Linked DNA regions of Homo sapiens: region 1 is linked to region 2. A link is a loop called in an ENCODE intact Hi-C map of the cell type or tissue named here. Cell type or tissue: MCF 10A. All regions are shown on one strand. Links, peaks and the distances in the headings refer to the core of each region. The heading gives the core; the rest is flanking DNA.

Region 1 (11,519 bases), core at 1,116-9,115, 230 kb after region 2:
CTCATTTTGCAGACATTGGAGCACCTGCTCTGTATTGAAGTCTAGGTAAAAATGCTGAACAAATCAAAAAGAACTTCTCCTGCACTCAGCTGACAGTAATGTGGCAAAGAGAGAAATTACACAAATTCTTCAGGATACTGTGTAGTTTTACTTGACTTTTTTCCATTCCCTTTTACCCTACAACCTTCCTCCATTCACAGTGATAAACACAAGACTCCCCAGCCCTAAAGGATAATTGGGGCAAAGGAATCAGAGGAGAGTAATGTCAATTCTTGGCTTTTAAGTTCAAAAGCTGTGTTTCAAGGAGTGAAGAAGGAAGGTCAAAAAATGGAAAGAATACTTGCTAAGCCAGTTTCCTTTTGGCCAAGGGAAGATAAAAATTATCTCTGGGCTGATGGAAAACAAGAGTGGGAGTTGAAGTAGATGAGTTAGATACCAGCAAGCGTCTCCAAAGAGGATTCCCATATCCTGTCAACACCAAACCCTCTTGGGCTAGCACCAAGAGGAAGAGGACACTAGAGCCCTAGGTAAGTTTGGGGATTGAATGTAGAAGGGATCGTGATCCACTCTGCACCTCTGCATCTTAGATGTGAGGATCTTGCAGGAATTCCCCACCCCACTGGAAATGGAAGCACTGTGATGAATGTGTGAGCCAGAGTTGTCTGTGCTCAGAATGGCAAGGGAGGACAGCCAGATGGGCCCCAAAAAAGGAAAAATCTGCACAACTAAAGAAGAAGGTGTGCAGGCATGGGAGTGGGGGCAGGCAGCAGATGGCAGCACACGTTGTAATGCTTCACAAAGCAGGAGACCAGGCTGGCTGCCAATGCTGCGACAGTACAACATATGTGCAAGTGGATGCTAACTAAGGACTAGACAATCTTCCTGATGTCATGAGGCTGTCTATGCCCCCAGGAGTTAGAGGGAGAATAAAGAACCTATGTTTACAATGTCAACTTTATTTAATCACCTAAAAGGGTTGGCTGAATTGACAGTAAAACTTCCCTGTTCTCAGTGGAATGGGGTCTCAAAATATAGCCTAAGTTGAACTTAGTTAAAGTTCCATTTTTTGAATACTTTTGGAAGTGGATGGAAAATACACATCTGCTACACATATGCATAGTTATAATTGTGCTGTGTTCTCTATATACTGATGTTGATATCTATACCCTTGGTTTCTCCCCTGGACTGCAGATCCACATAATCAATAAACTATGTGATATCGCCACTTAAATGTGTTCTGAGAATCTCAAACTTAATGTCCAAACAAATATTTGTTATTCTTCTTTCCTTCCTTAGTCTTCCCCATCCCGTAAATAGCATGGCCAGTCACTCAGTTGCCCAGGTCTAAAACTCTGGTGTTTTTCTTGATTCCTTTTTCCACTTACAACCACATCCAATCCCAACCACCAGCAAACCCAGATAACCCTAACTCCAAAACACATCTAGACTCTGACAACGCATTGCCTTCTGTACTGCCCCCATGTGGACCTAGTCGCCTCTCACCTGAACTATGAAGAACTTCTGAACTGGTTTCCCTGCTTCTATCCTGTCTTTCCTCTGTAGATGCTCCATGCAGCAGTCGGAGTGACACTTTTCAAATGGAACTTTAACATGGCCAATTCCTGTGCTCAACCCTCCATTATTCTTCCTTATACTTCAAATTAAAAAAAAAAATTACCCTTTGCCGTGGCCTACAAGGCTGTGTTCCTGCTTGTCTCTCTGCTCTCCTCTTACCCATTGCTCCTTGCTCCCTCCTACCCGACCCCTTGCTGCCCCTGAGTCAGCTCACACAGCTCCTGGCCATTTGCTTGGGCCCTTCCCTCTGCCTGGGACAAGCCTGCTCTAGAACCCGGCTTGGCTTCCTCCTAGTTTTGTTGAAGTCTTAGCTCAAATGCCACCTATTTAGTAAGGGTTTCCCTCCAGCATGTTTGCATCCCTTTCTCTCTACCTCTCTTGGACATCTTTGTTTGGATTTTTGGTACTGATGCCACTGGATATGCTTATTTGTTTACTGCCTTTCTTCTCTAGTGAGCTCTAAGCTCCTGCAGGGTGATCTGTCTTTCTGGCTGACCATGCATCCTCAGAGCCTGGAACAGTGCCTGGCATACAGTAAGTACTCAGTCAGTCCAGGAAGGAGATTGAGGAGGAAATGCTTAAGGTGCTGTGGTGAGACAAAAGACTTAGGGCATAATTTCAATGGGGGAGCCTGGGAAGGTCTTTTGCAGGCAGAAAAATTTAAGCAGGGAACAAATGGCTAGTGAGGGGTTAGGTACTTGGGGATGGAGTACATCTCACATGGAGGAAACAAGAGCTGCAAAGGGCAGGGCAGCTGAGAGCTGTACACCACGTACTGCAACACGGGCAGGTACATGGCTGTATCACAGGTCCTCTTTATAAAGATCAAACCACTTGTTACTGACTCCATAAACACTCCATATCCATTGTGATATGGAAAGAAGCTTCTATGAAATAGACTAACAACTTTTGAAATATAATTTTAATGTTTTTATCACGTCTAATTACATGAATAAGGTGCAATGGGCTTCAGCATCCCCATCCCAGATCACTAAAGGCCTTCCCTCACAAATGGTTTTGGCTAAAACTCAACCATATACAATGGATATGGAAACTTAGAAGTATGTCTGAAAGTTTATTTTGTGTTGCATGGAACTAGAAAAAGAGAAAAGTGAAAACAGTAACATAGTTATACCCTCCCTGCTTTGATTGACTGCACAAAACTTTTGCTGCCTTCAGCAGTTTTACAGTCTAACACACTTAGGAGGCACCCCCGCCAAATGCCGGAAACCTGAATCTGCTCTTGAAATGTCAGTGATAAAAATTAAAAGAAGAGTAGAAGAGTGAGACCCTAATTGTGGCTAAATCATCAGACTATGAACATAAAACTAACTAGGATGACACAGGAAAATAGCACAGCAAAGGGGAAGAAAAACACCATCTAAAAATTGTGTGTCTCTGAGATGACACCAAGAATCACAAAGCCTGAGGAATTCTGCTTTAATATCCATATTAAACAAGTAATCTGTTTATCTTCTCATCTCAGCCCATCCTGGCCCTTTTTCCTTACTGCCCTAACCTCTCTTTGACCTATAGAAATCTCTTTCTCCCAATTTGTGAATAAGTCATGGCATATAAACTGCCAACCTATCCCTTGATGAGAATACCCATTTTTATATTTAATTGTGTGTCTGTGTGTGTGGATTAGACATTTATTATATATCCAGGCACTGTGCTAGATGGTGGGGATTAAAAAGACAATACAACATGTTCTTATCTTCCATGATCCTATAATTTAGTGGAAATAACTGGTGAAGTCTTCATTGTGCCTGTGTCAGCCAAGAATATTTCATTACTAAATAAAATAGATGTTCATTTATTCTTTCTTTTTTTTCTTTTTTTCTTTTTTTTTTTGAGACAGGGTCTCACTCTGTCACCCAGGCTGGAGTGCAGTGGCCGTGATCTCGGCTAACTTCAACCTGTGTCTCCCAGGTTCAAGCGATTCTCCCACCTCAGCCTCCCGAATAGCCGGGATTCCAGGTGTCCGCCACCAAGCCTGGCTAATTTTTGTATTTTTTGATGGAGATGGGGTTTTACCGTGTTGGCCAGGCTGGTCTTGAACTCCTGACCTCAAGTGATCTGCCCGCCTTTGGCCTCCCAAAGCACTGGGATTACAGGCATGAGCCACCAATCCATTCATTCTTACTGGCATCCAACCTCATTCATTCTTATTTCATACTCTTATGTAAATATACAAATGGAATTACAATAAGGGTATCTGCAACTAATTTCCACGCTGATTAAATGACAGTTTTGTATCACAAAAGAAAGCACTAATCAATCATTTATTCACTCAACAAACATCTCTTGAAGCCACACAGTCAGACATGAAATTACGAGTGATCATTCCGTATATGATATGCAGCTTAAATGAAATGCTAATGCTGCTGCACCAGAGTCGTGAAGCAGTACCAATCTTTATGTTGCCTCTCACTCCAGTGTGCTTTTGCTCATTTTATTTCTGCTCTTGGCAAGATTTAAATAAAGGCTTTTTTTCTTTGCTCTACAAATGTTTGCAGCAGCTATATTACACTGACTTAACACAGCATTAACTACAGTACAAATACATACTCCCTAGATTGCTTTTCGAGAAAGGAAAATGTTTATGATCTCTATCAAACAAACACTGAATTCATCAGTCTGAAATTTATTTAAAGTGTCAGATGAATTTGACAAAAATCTATACCTAGAATTCATTTCTGAACAGCGTAGGCTTATTACTTTGATTTCGAAGAAAAAAAATACCCTAAAAATGTTCTGGCTCTCTCAGAATGTAAAGTTCAAGTTAAGGCATGTATGGCTACTATGGGTTTGCACTGAATTATGTGAAGAAAAAAAAAAAGCATTTCTGTCTTGGTTGCTTAACTCAGAGTAAAATCATTAGTCCCAATTCTGCAATAAAACAAAATATCAGTCTAAGTGAAAACAAGTAAGAAGCATGGGCTGAGAGGATTTTACTTTTATTAGGCTTTACTTTATGACCCAGGCACCAACCTGAGGCAGGGCATAGAAAAAACATTTCTAGACAGGGACAGGGCAAATCAGCCAAGAAAATGACTAAATGCTGGAGAAAACAAGTCATTGAGCTATTTTAAATCTAATTAATTTGATAAAATATGTTTCTATTTTTCCCAACCTAAAAATAAATGATTACAATAATAGAATCATGAGTGCATTGCTTATAATGTAAATGTCTTTTTTTTTTTTCTATTAGAAAAGCTAAAGAACATGGTATTCCTGGGGATATTTTTCTCCCTTGGTGGTTTGCCATCATGTGCGTTACAGCTGGGACAGGCCTTACAAGGACTCCAAATTTCTTTCTACAAATGAGGAGCCCGTGGTCTGGAGAAACGAGGCGAGTTACCTATGGTTACAAAGCTAGCTGGAGGCAGACACAGAATGAGAGGACAGGTTGCCTGGCTCACGTTTGCTCTCTTGTTCTCTGTCATTAAGTGATGGAAAGGGACCGAAATACTTAACAACCTACAGAAATCTATTCCACTCACGATATGCTCCTTGTCATCCAATGATACAGAACAGATTGGATCATGGATTTTTGCTTCTTGAGTGTTTTGGAGTTCTGTAGCTAAACAGGATGCTGCAGAAACTGGGAATGAGGAATCTCAAGAACAAAACTACACACTGTAAAGCGTGTAGAATCATTCCAACGGGGTTCAAAATATTTTGGGGGAGCACAGGTGACCCCCCCGTCTAACGCACAATGTTTCTGAGGCTGGTTCCAGAGCAGACCATGATGAAGTGGCACCTGTAGAACGTGTAGGCAGTAGCCACTATGGGGCACTGTGCAACCAAGGAAATACACCTGCAAAACACTGAGAAATCCGGGTCCTCCGTTTGCTAAAGGTAGGACCTGGCACTACTTAATTAACCTCTCCCATCCCCAGTTCTCCCAACTGTAAAATAAGAAGAGTAATTAACTGCTCTGAACATCTCACAAGGTAATTGTGGGGATCGATAGAGACTGGGTATAAAAGGTGATGTGGAGCTAGGAAGAGATATTATTATCATTACATGCATGTTCTTTCCTCTTACTTGGGAAGACAGCACAGAAGCTACAAAACAATATTATTTCTGGAAGTGTGGTGCCTGGTGCTGCCTCAGAACCTCTAAGGAGGTGTGTTTAAAACGCAACTACCTGGGTTCTATCCCAGACTCACTGAAACGAAATCTGGGTGGGCATGGCCCATGATCCTGTCATGTCAAAACTTTCCTTTGGATTGCATGTCCCTAGGACTGCACTAGAAGGGATCCAGGGAGTAAAAGCCAGAGGAGGCTGGGAAGATGGGCAACCGCATTCCACAGAAACAATGTTCAACCCACTGGCTGGAATCTCCAAACTACCCACAGATGTCTGCCTGATCACAATCCTGTAATTCTTGTTACCTCTACCAAAACCAACCTCTCTCCCTGCAGCCCTGGAGACTACAGGCACTGCCAGACACACACCTGCAAGCCTATGCAAGGGTTGTTTTCTTAAGCCTCCTGCTCTGATGGCCCTTGGTCTTCTCCCCTGTTCCTGCAACACTTCATAGGTAACTATTCCTCCCTGGGTAGAACCTTTCCATGACCAGTGATTGGCACATTTTACTTTCAGCGTGTGATGTACAAATACTTGAATGAAAGACAGAACATGGAATTCATTATACTCACAAAAATCTTACTATAGCATTTAACATTATTCTTTTTGCAAAATGTATTCACATTTCCCATTCGAGAAGGCAAAGATAATAAGCATTTGAGTAACAAATACCTGGATTCAGATACATTTCCAACATAAGTTTTTTTCATTTATTAGCTGTATCAACTTGGGCAGGTTATTACACCTCAGATCAGTTTCTTCAACTGGAAGACAGATGTAATATCATACAACCTAGCCCGCCTTCAGGAAGATTTTAATTGGGCTCCACAGGAAAGGCAATTAATGTATCGCCAGGCACAGATGCTCAAAGAATCTTCATTCTCTTCTTGTCCTTTTCCCTTTTCACACTTTCTAATGGGTTCTCTAATAGTCTGCAATAGCCACAGCTTTTAACAAATCTTCCAAAAGGAACTCCGACAGTAAATTTGATTCCTACTCAGTAGTGTGCTATTAAATGTTTTACAATAATCTCTCAGGGAGGGGGAGTGGAGGAAGAACCCTGATTGTTAGTGTTTGCCCATTCTATGGTGTAAACGCTTCCACTATAGCCAATTTCAAACTACCAATGGGATGTTACTGAACGGAACTGGGATGCGATGTGCAAGAGCTCATCATTGTATGAGTATTTCCACCACACAGATACAATAAAAGTAAATAACTTCCGAGAGCGCAGATAATATGAAATAAATTGCAAAATGAAATAAAAGAATCAGAAAGTGATGAGTGTGAAGTATTTGCCATCTTTGCTTTTAAACTGGCTCATAAATCTCCTGAAAAGGTACAAGCCAACTCCAGCACACTACTGTATCTTACTCCATCAAGAAAACTCTGCCCTTAGAAGGGTACTAATTGCAGGCATTTCAGCCTACCTAGAGAGCTTTATTTATGCAGGACCCTTTAAACAGATGCAGAGAGCACATGCTTAGAGTTTCTACAGGGGTGAAATGTGGCTACAAAACAGTATGTGTCTACGTGATACTGACGTGCTGTACATGTGCATCAGTTCTGCTAGGGAAGAGCCTTGTCTGGGGAGAAAGAAAGCTGTACAGTGCTTAACACATGAAAACACCCGGTCAGCAGGTAACAGTAACAGGTAGTAAGCAATAGCAAAATTCGTTACACCTCTTCTCTCCATCTCATCCTTATTACGAACATTTATTTATGTGGCTTAACTTTTACCTTAGGTCCATCCTCGTTGTAAGACACTAAGCCATGATGTAACAATTTTTAGGGCCCATGTCAGACATGTGTGACACTCTCACTTTAGACACAAGGAAACAAAGGTACAGAGGAGGAAAGCAAGTTGCCCACACTTAAAGGGATGTGGGACTGGAATTCAGGCCTTATACTTTTATAAAATGGATTAGTTCTCCAAAGCCTTTTGGCTACTATGTTTCATTTGCTTATTCATTTGTACACTGTTTTCAAGAGATAATAAAATATATTTGTGACTTATAAAATTTTGTTTGCAGCCTGCTCAGTTCCAGAGGTGACATTTAATGACCCTGACTTGCATTTGCATTAGGTTGTCTTTACCACAATAGAGCCATCACATTGGAAAACTTGCTCAGCAGTAGAAGTGGCAGGAATTAACTTTTATTAAAGGCTTATTAGGTACCAAGAATATTAGTAATAAATTATAAAGATGGCTTCATTTAAACAGAAGAACAACCTACGAGTTAGGTAATATTATGGCCTCAATTTTATGATGAAGAAATGAAGACTCCTTGAGGTTAAGAATCCATCAGAAGTTTCTAGGGCTGGCTTGCTGGGCATGTGACTGTGCAGTCATGTGGGACCCGACACCCAGAAGAGCCACACTTGTTTTAATGTTCTCCTGCCACTGGCCTGAAGTTCTCAATAACTCTGTCTTTGACTTTGTGTGCTATACCTGAAGTCAGATGGGAGAGAGTGGAACGATGAAGCAGGCATGGGTCATATGTGTGCCACATCCTGTCCATCGTTCCTTGCTGCCCACTTAAAGTTGTCTAACATTCATGATGCCTCATGAGCACAGGACTCTGGTGAGGTCACAATGCTTGGGAGTTCAGCAGGACTCAAAACGAGTGCAAGGTGAGTATGGTACCTCTACGACAAGTGGAGGATCCCACAGCTCCCAGAGGCCATGCTTTCTGTCAGAACCAGAACTAGCTTCAAACACAAAAGTAAGGCAATTGTACTTTAAGAAACACAACCGACCAAGGCCCCTATCATGTCCTTTCTTATTTCCTTATATTGGCCAAACACTTGTGCTCCAAATGGTGACACAGAAGGAAATCCCTGCCTTATTCATCAGGAAGCTGAAGGTAGAATGTGTTGGTAAAACACGCATGTATCAAGAAGTAAAATAAAAACAACAGAATTAGTTTTTGGCAGTGTTTCCTCTGTTCTGGTCAGAAAGAAATACATAGGAATGTAACAGCTATGAAATACAAATTGTGTAACTTCAGTGATTATGCAAACAAGTTAAATGCTTTTAAATTTGCATTTAAAACTGGCATTGCACGAGTTAACAATAACAGAAAAAAACATACCAATAATTACATTTTTAATTTTTCTTTACTTGGAACATTAAAAATACTGTGACAATTCAAGAGGCAAGGAAGAGAAGGGAAAGGAGGGCAGGGAAGCAGTGGGAAGGAAAGGGCAAAACATTTTGTTTTAGTACCTTGGAGGGCACTTCTTTCCTGTTTTTTGAATAAATGGCTCCACATTCTAATTTCGCACAGGGTCCCACAGCCAGCCCTGGCTGTCACACAACGTGGAAGCATCAGAGTCAGTATCTGAATCCAAACTGACTCCAAAGCTCCTTTGCTTTGACCCCATTTTATTCAGCCTTTTATTTTAAACAACACGGCTCTTCAGTTTCAGAAAATTTTTGTCATGATTCCACTGTTGGCAATCTGGACATGTGACAATTGTTTATCCCTCTTCCTTTTTCTTAAGTTTTTCCCCTTTCTCTGAATCATTTCAGCTGTGCTTTCTCCATTCATTGAACAAGTATTCACTCTGTGCCAGGGACATCTAACTCTGTTACCCGGTGGTGCATCGGCAAAGCCTATGATTTTGGAGACAACAAAGGCGAAGTCATTTCTAAGAACCTCAGAAATCCCAAATGACGAGGTTTATGCAACTTCAAAGTCCTTCTGCTTTTTTTTTCCTCCTAATACTTGATTACCTCTCTAAGCAGAGGCTGCACTTCATGCAGGTCTAATCTTTCAGGGCACAGTGTGGTTAGGAACCCACCCCCAGCCCGACCCCCGCCGCCAAAATGAGCACTGGTTGTAAGTAGGCATTCAGTTTCAAAGAGGGTTTGTTCCACTGAACACCAACTGTGGATTAGAAGCAGCAGATTAAAATTCTGTTTGCTTGTGTCCCGTGGAGGACTCAAAGTCAGGGGATTTCTATCCAGGACTTTCTTTCTTTTCTTCCTCAACCTCTCCCTCCCCCCACAAAAGCCACTGTCTGGGTTGTAAGTTAAATCAATCATAAGTCATCTCAAAGAATAAGGTATTATTATATAAGAAGGTAAGGCAAGAGCGAAACTAACAAACAAAACCCTATGCCACTTACGCTGCTTAAGAAAGAGCCAAAAAATGTACTAGACATGACGCCAATTCTATTTCTTTTAATTCTTCTGTTGTGTCCTAATGATACTAGCCACAAATACTACCTTTGAGCCCAGCACAGTTGTGCTGGCTGGCAATTTAAAATACTGTTTGTCAAAAGGAACCAGATCATTTACGCTCACTTTACAGGGGAAGGAACGGAAGCCTGGAATACGGTTAATTTTTTTCATGGTTTGTTAAAACAGAAGGAAAAGAAAGAAGGAAAGAAAAAGGTAACTCATACAAATCCCCGGCAAGGTGCAGGGCCTGGAATTTGAGACTAAATCTGTGGACTCCAAAGCCCCAGTCTCTCCTCACAGGCTGCCCTCTACAGCTTACAAAGTGCATTCATGCACCGCGCATCTCAGTGCCATATGGATGTCAGATTAAATGTCCAATGCTGACCTCAGTTTTACTGAAAATAAACTCTTCATAGGTCATAAATTTTTAGAACCGGCCATAATAAACTAAATATCTGTGTACAAGTCCCAAAGCAAAGATCGCTGCACCGGAAGCCTCTAGCAGTGCTTCAAACATGCTTGCTGCTAATACTTAGAACTGCCGTTATCAGAGACAGAGATGGGAGATGAGAAAGAAACAGATTGGGAGACTAGAAACTGAAGAATGCCAAGGAGAGAATCCAGTATGACAAAACTGTCATCAATCTACCATCTGTGTAGAGTTTGGGGGTTTCAGAGACAACATCATAGGTCAACTTGCTTTTCAAATGTCTGAAATTGTGCCCCCACATGTGTGAATTGTGGCTAGACAGCATGAATCACGGAGTGCAATACAAAAAAGAAAAAGAAAAAAAAACCACTTATGAAATGCATCATTGAGGGAGTGTCATTACATTCTGCTCTAAGCTGGTGGTAAGATTCAAAGTAGACTGGTGGTGGGCCATTGCTAGGTTGTAATAAAGCCACATCTATGGTGAAAGGAGTTTCTTTTATTTAACAAACATCTATGGAAGACATCTGCTAACCACTGGGGATACAAAGGCAAATGAGATGAGCTCCCATATCTTAAGAACTGGTGGCAGGGGAGGGGTGGTGGGCTTTGGAGGGGATTTGGGGAGTGGTGAACAGAATATTCCACAAGTACAAGACAGATACTCCAGGAGAGGAAGGCCTGGAAGGGAGCTGCAGACTCCCTAGAATTCTTCATTTGGAGGGGAGGGGCACCTTTCAAACAGGTACAACCAATGGGGAAAGGGGTGTGGGCCTCTGGCAGCTTCCTTGTGCACAGAGCTTGTCTTCTTCCATTGAGATATTTGGACAAAAACCAAACTAGGGCTACTCTGTCAATTTTCTGCAGCAAACTGTAACACATCTTGTTTCATCCTTTCATCTTCTCCCGCAGGAACTTCAAAATATCGACCGCCCTTTAAACTCAGGGATAACTGCTCCCATCCTAGGAAGCCCGCAATTTGGAAATGGGGCAAAGAGGCTCCAGCTCCCACCCAGTCAGGGAGGGCATGGGCTGACTGTTTACAAAGTGCAGACGCCCCCTCCTGCTGCTGCTTTTGCTCTCTGGGCAGAAGCAGGGCCTTCAAAGCTGTCAGTCAGACCTTTGAGAACATGAAAGAACCCTGGGGAGGGAAGAAAGGGTTTGTTTGTTTTTAAGCTCTTCTCATTAAGTTGACTGATAGGGAGGCTCACACACAACAGTGGGGG
Region 2 (11,519 bases), core at 1,236-9,235:
TTTCCTGCACATAGTTACATTCCTTCCCTGCTGTATAAACCCCCAATTTTAGTTGGTTAGGGAGATGGATTTGAGACTTCTTTCCTATTTCCTGACATCGTCCAAGTAAAGCCTTTCTTCCCTGGCAATATTTATTGTCTCAGTGATTGGTTTTCTATGTGGCAGGCAATGGGACCTAAACTGGACCCCTGGCATTTCAGTAGCAACAATATTTAGGGGACTGAGGCTGAACTAAGTGCAGGGAATTAGGAGGAGATGAGATTAATAAGGTTGGTTAGGACCAAATGGTGGAGAGTTCAGAAGTTGCAACAGATTTGGACTTTATAGTCAAACAAAAGATGCATTTGGTTTTATACAAGCCTATATGTGGAGGACCCTTTATTGTTATAGGTATGTTCATATACTTGTGTTAATTAAAACAACTTTAAGCTTAGGTCTCTCTCTCGCTCTCTCTCTATCTCTACCTCTGTCTGTCTATAATCTATCTATCTATCTATCTATCTATCTATCTATCTATCTATCTATGTATCTATTATCTATCTACCTACCTACCTACCTACCTATGTATCTATGGTAGTGGTTAAGTCTGTAAATTTAAAAAGTTGTGAAGTTTGGGATCAGTTTGTCAGAATTTAAATGATATCCTTCAACTCTTGCCATCTGTGTGACCTTAGGCCAGTGACTTCATCTCTCAAGTCCTAGTTCCTTAATCTGTAAAGTGGAGTGTTGATGACAATACCTGGCTCATGGGTTACTGTGAGATAGAATGCCCTATGTACTACGTGGCAAGGTTCTTGGCCCTGGGAAGCACAAATGTGTGCTGGTGTCTTCATCATTAGTAATGATATTAATGCTGCATGGAGAGGTTGCTACCTGCCCTGTGTCCAAGCCCGGACAGCTGGCATTTCTGAGCAGAGGAGGAGCACAGAGAAGTGGTGCTTTGGGAAGGTTGATCCCATAGATCTCATTGAAGACATGAACCTTGCCTTCAAGGCTTCAAAGGCTGGTTTGGATATAAATCATTCACACAGGAAAACATAGCAACACAAGATGGTAAGTAAGTTCCAGGTGAATGACACGGAGAGGGAAGCCCCTATAAAGATTGTGGGTGATGAGATAATATAGGTGAGAGAGGAGGCATGGAAGAAGTGAGTTCTGGGATTGGTTTGATTCTGGCCTTGACTGTGGCTTTAGGCAAACAGAATATTATTTGTTTACATTTAAGATGAATTTCTAGGGGAAGCCCATGCAAAATAGAGTGTAAATATCATATAATGCTGCCTTTTCCTACATAATGTAACACTATGCTTTTTGGGAAAAAAATGATTTGTTTCTGTATCTAATTCCCCTAGCTAGGCCAGGGATAGCCAGCCCTCTTGAAGACATTAAAAGCCAGTAAAACCTAGTTAAAAGGTGTGCATCACACTGATTCTTGAAGGTAATATTTGAGTGAGCCGACTGAACTGACTGAATAGCAGTCAGACATTCTATTAAGGTGTTGGGGTGGAGAGAAGGTGAGGGTGCATTTTATTTCTTGCACCTAAGAAGATATGGTCAAACATCTCTGGAAAGGTATGTGTGGGTTTTCATGAAAAAATGTGGTATTTAGTAGAATGCTATAGTTACAATATTATTTTCTTGGTGAAAGAATAAAAACAATACAAGTAAAAAGTATGTAAATATGTCCCAGAAGAATGGGGTGGAGCTGTGGATGCCCGGTGGATCTTGACCACATATTTCATTGGCCTTGACTTGGCTTAGGAACTTCTTTACATGGCCCAAGGTGCTCTATGAAGCTAATTGTTCATCAGTTATTACACAACTATGAGTTGCCTCTGTGTGTAAATATACACATATCTGTTACCTAACCAGAATTTTGGTGGAGTGCATTTCAGATTTTCACTTTGACCTCTCCTACTCCTGAAGAGAAATGTCTCTTTTCTGCTCAATTATAATTTTAATCCAGATTCTTCCTCCCCTTCCTCTTCTTTTTCTGTCTTCCCCCTTCTTTAAATTTCTCCCCTTCTTCCTCCTCCCTCATCTTCCTTTTCTTTGTCTTGGGTTCTCATATGGAATCGTAATATCTCACTCAGATGAGTAATTTCTTATATCAGGGACTACGTCCTCATTCCAAAGGACTCTCCTACCCATCATCACGTGTCTCCCTTCCCTCTTGCAGTCTGTTCTTTAGCATGTCAATCTCACTACATGTTATGGGTTGAGTTGTGTCCCACCAATATTCATATGTTGAAGTCCTAGTCCCTTATATCTCAGGATGGAAGTTTATTTGGAAACAGAGTCATTGCAGATGTAATCAGTTAAGATGAGGACAAACTGGATAGGGTGGGCCCTAATCCAATATCACCAGCATCCTTATAGAAACAGGAAATTTGGACACAGACCACACACAGGGAGGAAGGCAGAGATTGAAGTGATGCATCTACAAGCCCAGAAATGCCAAAGATTGCCAGCAAACCACCAAGAGCTAGTAAAGAGATAATGGAACAGTGTCTTCCTCACAGCCCTCAGAAGGAACCAACCCGGCTGACACCTTGATCTCAGACATCTTGCCTTCGGAACTGAGCTAATAAATCTTTCTTGTTTAAGTCATTCACTCTGTGGTACTTTGTTATGGAAGCGCTAGCAAACTAGTACACACTTTTACAAGTGTTCTTAACGTATGTATACATTTAATCCCCTCTTTTATTTCAGAAGTGACTTGAGATGTTGGTATCAAAGAGATAGTAAATCTTAAAAAGAATTAACATTGGATTTATAGAGTGCAGTTGAAGAAAGACAAAGCAGGAATTCTGACAATAAACTCATATTTCCTCTCAGCATTTATTATGAATCAAATTAATTTGGAAGTAGAAAAAGGTGTATTGATATTTAAACCTGTGAAAAGACTCGTACCTTCACAGAGTTGTTGGCCAAAGTTCTGAGCTTAAGGTTAAACTGCAAGCTCCATGAGAGCAGTGACTCTGTTTTGTTTAACATAGTATTCTCAATACATAGTGCAATATCTGGCATATAGTAGGTACATAATACATTTTTATTGATTGCTTGTCTAGGGAAATAAATTTAATCATGTGGCAAAACAGAAATCGTGGGCAAAACAGAAGGCAGATGCCGTTGCTCAAGTGAGAAAAATATTAAACTGACTTCGTTAGGTCTGAAGAGATGTATTATCAGTTTCTACCTGTCCAATTGGGGGATCATTTACTAAACATTCCTCAGATGTGTAGCTCAATGTAGACTCCACAGAGAGTGCAAAGAAATAATGTTTCATACTCTTTGGCTTCAAGGGGTTTATGATCCAGTTGGGGAAATTAGACATTGAATGGAGATAAGCAGCAATAATACAATAAAATGCTCAGACCTATCTCACTGATGATAATGCTGTGGGAGGTCCCAGGAAGAGGCATGGGTGTGGCCATAGAGATTCACACAGAATGTAGAATGAAGTCTCTCTGAGGCAGTGTCTTTCAGCTGTGCATCCCCAGGGTACCAAAGAGCTTGGTCTTCAAAAAGAGTTTGTTGAATAAACAAATGGGAAAATGTGAGGTTGGCCTAGAGAGTTAGGTTTAGGGTGGGGGTGGAGAAGTATTCCATGTGGTCAGGATTGGCTTCATGGGCATGTCACCCCTAGAGTTGCATGGGGCCCTATTCTCAGAAGGGCCTGACACTTGACTGATGTGCTGCTGCTATATGTTGAAATTCTTAATGACTTTTGGACAAGGGGACTCACATTTTTATTTTGCACTGGGCCCTACCAATTGTGTAGCTGGCCCTGCATATGCTTAAATAGCACTAAAGTGTTTGCTTCACGGATGCAATCTGCTGCAGTGGCACAATGTTTTTAATATAATTTTGAATTCTGCCTGGAAAGGACCTAAGCCAACCTGGTCATTGACAATTCTTAATCCCTTCTTTCTGGACTGTATAGTCGTCACGAAGAAGTTTGGGCTGGGTAAGGAGAGTTAGTTTCTCCCTTAAAGCTTCATACTCGCTTTACTACCAAGCGTTAACAAGAGCAAACCTCAGAAAAAATCAGTCTCTCATACCTGCATTAACTGAACAACCACATGGCCTGTCTTACAGGCTCAATGAAGCCTGTGGATTCCGTCTTTTTGGAGCTCAGGCCACCACTTGCAGGAAGGATTTGTCCACAACTCTAGGTTAGCACAACAACATTACAGAGCAGGATTCTCCAGCCTTATAGCTGGCATCAGGGAACTGATGGCTGAACAAGGGTTCCTTAGGGACAAAGTGGATGTAACAGATACAAGTCTCTCTGGATATACTCCATGGATGCAAAGACAGGCAGCGCCTAGTTTATTTCAGTCAATCCACATATCTTGAGTACATTTATCTTTCCCAATGACAGCCTATTTCTAACTTCCATCATGCTATGACAGGTCACTGTCTTCTCCGATGAAAACCTCTCCCTGATACTCAGTAGGATCATTAGAAAAGATTCAAGTGGGCCGGGCATGGTGGCTCATGCCTGTAATCCTAGCACTTCGGGAGGCTGAGGTGGGTGGGTCACGAGGTCAGGAGTTTGAGACCAGCCTGGCCAACATGGTGAAACCCTGTCTCTACTAAAAATACAAAAATTAGCTGGGCATGGTGGCATGCGCCTGTAGTCCCAGCTACTTGGGAGGCTGAGGCAGGAGAATTGCTTGAACCTGGGTGGTGGGGGTTGCAGTGAGCTGAGATTGTGTCACTGCACTCCAGCCTGGGCAGCATAGTGAGACTCTGTCTCAAAAAAAAAAAAAAAAAGTTTCAAGTGTTGGCTGTGATGTGAATAACAGGAGTTCTTATAGCAGCCACTGTGCTGCCAATCAGGAAACTGGTGGGTTGTCCTGGATCTACACATTTTTATCTTCAGCAACTTGTTAGCTTGAGTGAACACACCTAATATTACACTAACTGTATTGAAGTAGTTAAAAGTAAATGGCAAACACTGTGACAAATGCTTTAGGTAGGTCACATCAGTTAAACAGAGTCCCTGTCACTCCCTAATGTCTTGAACCCATGGCTTCTGCCACGTATGCCCCTGTTCGTCTTCTGCAGTTTTTTGAATCTATGAAGTATGAAGGTTGAGGGTATGGGCGTTGGAAGCTAGGTGATGGAATTTACAGTTGACTCCGCAAGACATTGGTCAGCCATGATAAAAATGGCATGTAGGGGAGCACATGAAAGTTCTTTAAACAGGCACTCTTGAGACGGCTTCGGGTCCCAATTCTGCCATTCCCTGGAGGTATGGATTGGTTGCTACTTCATCTCTCTGGGGCTCAGCAGCCTCCTCTATAAAAAGCATAAACTGGATGAGTGCTTTTTAAAGATTTTTGTAATTCCCAACTGCATAATTTTGTATTCTACCTGGTGGTCATAGGCAGGATGAACTATTTGTGGAAGGAATATAAGTAGAAATTGAAGTTGGGAAAGAATAAGTACATTTTAAAATTTGCAGACATATCTGTAAACATTCCATACATAGTATGGAACGACTTAAATTTATCAGTTTATTAAATCCTACCTACACCTTTATGCTATAGGCACTATGGGACAAAGTTGCTATGTGGTGAAATTTTTCCTATTTATGCACTGATGTATTCACTGTACTCTGGTTAGTGTAGGATTAAAGGTGAAATTTCTTCTACTGGCATCTTTCTAATAATGATTTCATACTTTGTATGCAGAGCACTAGGTGGCAATGTTGCATCTTTTTAAAATCAGTTTTCCTTTTAGAAGAGAGAAATGATGGGTGAGATACTACTTAAAATAATTATTACGTTTTAAATTGTAGCTTATTTTGGAATCATATTTCCTAGGATTTGTTCATTGTTGGAAATGTGACAGGAAATCTTAATCCCTAAGTTCAGAGAAATTGGATTATTTTTGTTGTTAGAGGTAAATATCCCAATAGCTACGTAAAATAAAATCTCTCTTATGGTAATAAGGGAATTTGAATTTCTCCTTTAAAGGGAATTTAGAATCTACCCTGAAAATATTTAGAGAATGGACAGATTTTTTTATTCTCCACAGAAGAGAGTGCAGAAGCCAGCATTAATCTTTTTAAAGTATATCTGTTTTCAGAGAAAAAAAAAAAAGTCTATTCTAAAAAGCAAAGGTCATTTTGGGTCATTATAATCATATACTTTTGGGAGAAAAGAGAAGTTAATCTCACAGAGAGATAACTCTTTGCAAAAAGGCAAATTGCCCAATGCATGGTTTTCTCAAGTGAAGGTGAACTCTTGAAAGAAAGGGAAGTAAGTACACAAGACCAAGGATTTAGAGAGTGTGTGTTATCTCCTGGATGACAGTGAAAGTATAGATTCATCTCTTTCACAGCTACTGGCTCTAGAAACTATCAATTTAGAGGAAAGATTGTTTGTATGTTCAATTATCTGAGATTGGTTTTCTCCAAATACTGTTATATTGACAATGGACAAGTGGTGGCAGGAGGAAGAATGAATAATATGGTGCTAGTCTTATTTACTCTGCCTGTCATTAATGTCACAAATCCTCACTTACTGATAAAACACACACCCAGCCAGTGTCTCAGAGAGCCGCAGAAGGTGGTTTAATATCACAGTTGGGCCAGCAACTCTGGAGCTGAACTGTTTGGCTTATCCTAGCTCCGTAGCTAGGGAGTCAATGTTTCAGGGTCTTGACTTTCTCATCTGTAAAATTTAAAAATTGTGCCTTCTGTCTCTTGGAATTGTGAAGACTCAATAAGTGACAGCTTTAAAAAAAAATCAAGCACAGTGCTTGAAACATAGTAGCTTTTCCCATAGTCTTCCCTTTGTACTGAAGGTTGACCAAAACAACCCTACCATCATCCAACCTGAATTACTGGCCAAAGTAAGATTTATAACTATTTATTTTAATTTAATGTATGTATATATTTTCTACTCATAGCCATTTTCATAGCAAATTCATAAGTTGTTCCACATTCAAAATAAGTCACTGCCCTTTTAAAAAAAAACCCATGAACTGTTCCCCGACAAATAAAAAGCAAAAACAAATAAAAACCCTCATCTATAAAACAATGGCCTCAACAAGTGACTTGATCTTGTGATCAACAGTTTTAAAACTGCCCTCACTTAGAGGTTTAGAAATTCTTAAGACAAATAAATATGGATATGGAAGTTTGGTTTTGATTTGATTTCCTAACCTTATTTAATTTTTAGATTTTTAAAGTTTTTGGATAATTTTCGTTTGTCTAATTCAACAGGCAAAAATAGAAGTGACGCTAGCATGCCCTATGATAAACATTCTTCTATAAGTTGTTGAAATGATTAAACTTTATTGTCATATATATTAGAATACATGTTATATAATACATATATCATGTTACAGATATTATACATATAATATATATAGTCCACTAAATTGATGTTTCTTGGAACTAGTATCTGTGGAAGAGATAAATCTGTGTTCTTCACTGCTAAACAGGAGAAAACATCCACTCTCTCTAAATCATTGGTCTCATCCCTTCTCTTCCTTTCAACGATTCACCTTCACTTGAGAAAACAACGCCCTAGGTAATTTTCCTTGTATGCAAAAATGTCTCTTAGATAGAATAACGTCTTTCTTCTCCCCAAAGTATACGCTTTGAAATAATGAAACCTTGAGTTGAGAAGGTTCTTTCTTGTGAGTGTGACAAGAAGCAGCACAATCTTCCCAAGCAGGCGAATGGGAAGATGAGATCCCTTGTTATGGAAGGATCTCTGGGGACGGTAACCAAGGTGAATGATGATGATGATGATGAAAGCTGAAAGCCAACTGCTCTCCTAGAAGTCCTTCCAAGTAAAGGCCTTATTGACCACCCAGCACGTGCTAGCCATGGGATCCCATCAGTGTTCCTGGGTCGGAGCAGTGGTTCTCAGCTTTGTCCCCTGCCCCACTCGGGACATCTGACAACACCTGGAAACATTTTTTGATTGTCACACCTGGGAGAAGGGCTACCACTGACATCCAGTGGGGAGAGTCCAGGTATGCCACTAAACATCCTACAACACACGAAAGCCCCTGCCACAAATAACTATTCAGTCCAAAATGTCAACAGGGCTGTGGCTGAGAAAATCTGGCTTAGAAAGAGCTTCCTTGTTATGGGATCCAGAGCCCTCTTGTATAGGTTAAAATTGTTAGGTGAGAATAGGATGTCTGGGCCGCAGGTTAGCACTGAGAAAGCCCTGCAGTAGAAAGATACAGAGTTTTTACCCTTTGCTTTTTTGTATCATTATGTCCAGAGAAAAGAAAGCTATGCGTGGGCTATTGTAGAGGACTTCAATGATCTTTCTAAGGAAATTACACAAACTAAAGATTGTATACTACTATTACCTAATTACTTGAACACAATATGGGTTGTCATTCTGGATGAGCCTGTTAGAAATAATCAGTGTTTTACTGGCATGTAAAACAAGACGGAAGTGAATTTGAGGACTAATATTCAATTGAGGCTATGCTACACAGCAGGTACTAGGGATACGCTGGTGGGCAAAAAGTTGCACTCTTCATGGAGCCGACAGACCTAGGGCAAAGACAATTGCAAATCAAATGATAACTTAAATCAATGTAAAATTAGTGTGTGGGGAATGGGTTGGGGGAGATAATTGTATTGTTCTTATTATATAAGTGATATCAATGTCCCTCCCCAACAGGGTTTGTTCAGATGGACACAAGGCCTTCTTCATAATATCCTGGGGTACAAGGTGGGCTGCTTAACCATGTTGATGTATGGAACCAGGGTGAGAATTCTAAAGGAGGGTCCTGAAGGTACAGCAAGGACTCAGTTGAGGCAAGTGGTTCAAAACCAAAAATATGGCCATAGGTCAAGATAGCAGGCATAAGCCAAGATGGACACTAAGGTTCTGAGAAGTTCAGTGATGGAGAAACACACAGAGGGGAAGGAAGGAGAGCCTGGAAGGATCCGCAGACCATGGCTGGCTCACTGCCTGTGACTCTTCCTGTGGAAAAAGCAGAGCTGGCACCCTTCCCCCAGAAAGCCTCTCCCTTAAGAAGGGTCAGGGGGAAGAATCTCCTAGGGTTTGATGATCAAGTGCTCTTAATGAAGTCCTGAAACTTTTTCCTGTGGGGTATGAATCTCTGAAACCACTGTACCAGTTTGCACCTTCTGCGATGTACCAGTGCTGGGCCTGGCCTTGCTATCATCAGGATCCCAGTACTTTTTTTAAAAAAAAAGATTCTCTAATTCCCTGCTAGGTTGCTGGAGTGCATGGTGGAATATGGGGCCTTAGGAGGTTAGATGAAGTGGGTAGTTGAAAAAAACAAGTTGCATGTCCATGGAAAGGAGAATGGAGTAGAGGCCAGAGAGCTGATGACCTCTGTCACCCCAGAGGTGTTGTTAAAAGTTTATACCAGAAGACATGGAATTACCCACTACTTTAAGTCAGCCTCTCCCTCATTCCAATATTCACGGCCTTCTTTTTCTACACCACTGTGCCTCTTTGCTGTTCCAGGCCCTACACTGTTTGTTGTTTGTTTTGTTTTAATGAGGGGTACTTTTTGTCCTTGCCTATCATGAAGGGGCTATCCTCATGAACAGGGACACCGTGTTGCACACTTACAGGAGACATCATGCCCAACACAGTGTGTGAGAATGATGCCCCTGGGCTTACTCAGTGGACAACCCTTGCAGGAAGCTTATGCGTGTGCTGCTGGATAATCCACAGGGGAAGTGCGGGCAGCTGTTGTTACCAAGCCTTCCTCCTGCAGGGATGAGAAGAACGCAGGAGTCTGCCTTGGATTGATGAGCTCCCCCAAATAGGGGGCGGCCAGCATGCCTCAGCTTGATTTCCTTTTCCTCCCTGGAACTGGAGGTCATGTCCTCTCTCAGCTCTGGTTCCTTCCCGTCTCCCTCCTTCCCCCAGGATCTGTCTGCTTGTTTCAGCCCCTGACATCTGCCCACATTGCTCCCACAACCTTCTCTCTCACCACCTACCCTATAAAACCCTTCTCTTGTTTTCCTGGGAAAGGGAAGCTCTTGCCTCTCTCTCCACTCCGTTTACATTATTTTTTATGGCTCACAGTGTCTCCTCTCATTTTTTTAAATCATTTTTTATCATTTGGATTATCCCACCCTTTACCCTGTGATCAAGATCCATATTTGGAAGTTTAAAATCAGGATATTAACTGTTTCTTGTCCTTTGCATTCCTGCTGTAATGCAATGCCCCTGACTAATGAAGCAAGTAGAAACTATTGGAAAGAAAAAAATACAGAAATGAATGTACCAAGAGTTGACCTTTTTGAATTCATGGGTAAATGGCCTGGTCTTCCTACTCTTATGTGAGTTCCAGGATGTGGGAGCCATGTGTCTTGTTCTGTGTTTACAGAGCTTCTGGCATAGTGTCTGACACAAAGCAGACACTGAACAAATATTTGTGGGCTGAATAAATAAATGAACATTATCATTTCTGTGGACATTGTTTTATATCAGTTTAGGGTTGTTTTCAGTTGCACATAAATGAATCATTATTACAGATGTTTAACCAAATGGGCAGCTGTTTTTTCCCTCATACATCTAGAGGCAGGGACCCGAGGATGGAGTAGCTATATGCAGTTGCCACCAAGAAAACAGTTTTTTTTGTTTTTTGTTTCTTTTTTGAGACGGAGTCTCGCTTTGTCGCCCAGGCGACGGAGTGCAGTGGCCTGATGTCGGCTCACTGCAAGCTCCGCCTCCCGGGTTCACGCCATTCTCCTGCCTCAGCCTCCCAAGTAGCTGGGACTACAGGCGCCCGCCACTAGGCCCGGCTAATTTTTCTGAGTTTTTAGTAGAGACGGTGTTTCACCATGTTACCCAGGATAGTCTGGATCTCCTGACCTCGTGATCCACCCGCCTCGGCCTTCCAAAGTGCTGGGATTACAGGCGTGAGCCACTGCGCCCGGCCTGGAAACAGTTTTATTTTTCTGCTCTGTTCTTTGCATAAGGCTTGTGAACGCAGAGTTCGAAAAGCCTTATGCAAAGGTGGCTTTATGCAAAAGCCTTATCCAAAGGTGGTACCACCTCCAAGCACACGATGAATCTTTATGATGAACCAGATGAACTGGTGTCTTTTCACTGGGAAAATTATCGCCTTCCCAGAAGCTTCACTGATATCTCATTAAGCAAGCTGTATTGCCCCTTGCAGCAAGAGACCTGGAAGTTACATTTATTTTCATCTAAGCATATCATCACCTGTATTCTCTTGGTGTCTACTACAGTTGTAAGGGTTTCTTACTGATCATGTTGTGTTTACATTTTGTATTTTATATTTTCGATTAGTATAAAAATATTAACTAACAAAAAAATTTTATAAATATAATTCCTAGCATTATATTTTTGAGAAGCTTTTCTTATAAGACCTAAAGCTCCTTAAAGGAGGAGACCTAGAAATATTTTTGACAATGTCTTTTAAAAAAACAAAACCTTGTTGTAATCATGCTCATGAGTGTAATCCAAACTGATTGCATCTGATCAGTAATTTAAAATTTAGATTAAGCAAAAGTG

What was found. Peaks named below come from ENCODE experiments on the same cell type or tissue, not always from the same donor. Only the 100,000 strongest peaks of a DNase experiment are listed, where the experiment ranks them.
Region 1: it touches region 2 in a loop (4-fold over the local background); 5 of 110 quality-filtered maps call a loop at or near these places.

What each region holds. Positions count from the first base shown.
Region 1 is chr2:106,858,219-106,869,737 of GRCh38, forward strand. All of the region lies in intron 1 of ST6GAL2 (ST6 beta-galactoside alpha-2,6-sialyltransferase 2), which reads right to left. Among named protein-coding and RNA genes, the nearest start is that of ST6GAL2, 22 kb to the right of the region's middle. In MCF 10A, for the core only: a CTCF peak has its summit at 5,393 (motif pointing right); no DNase peak of the experiment used is centred there.
Region 2 is chr2:106,632,520-106,644,038 of GRCh38, forward strand. No RefSeq gene overlaps it. Among named protein-coding and RNA genes, the nearest start is that of CD8B2, 150 kb to the left of the region's middle. In MCF 10A, for the core only: a CTCF peak has its summit at 5,716 (motif pointing right); no DNase peak of the experiment used is centred there.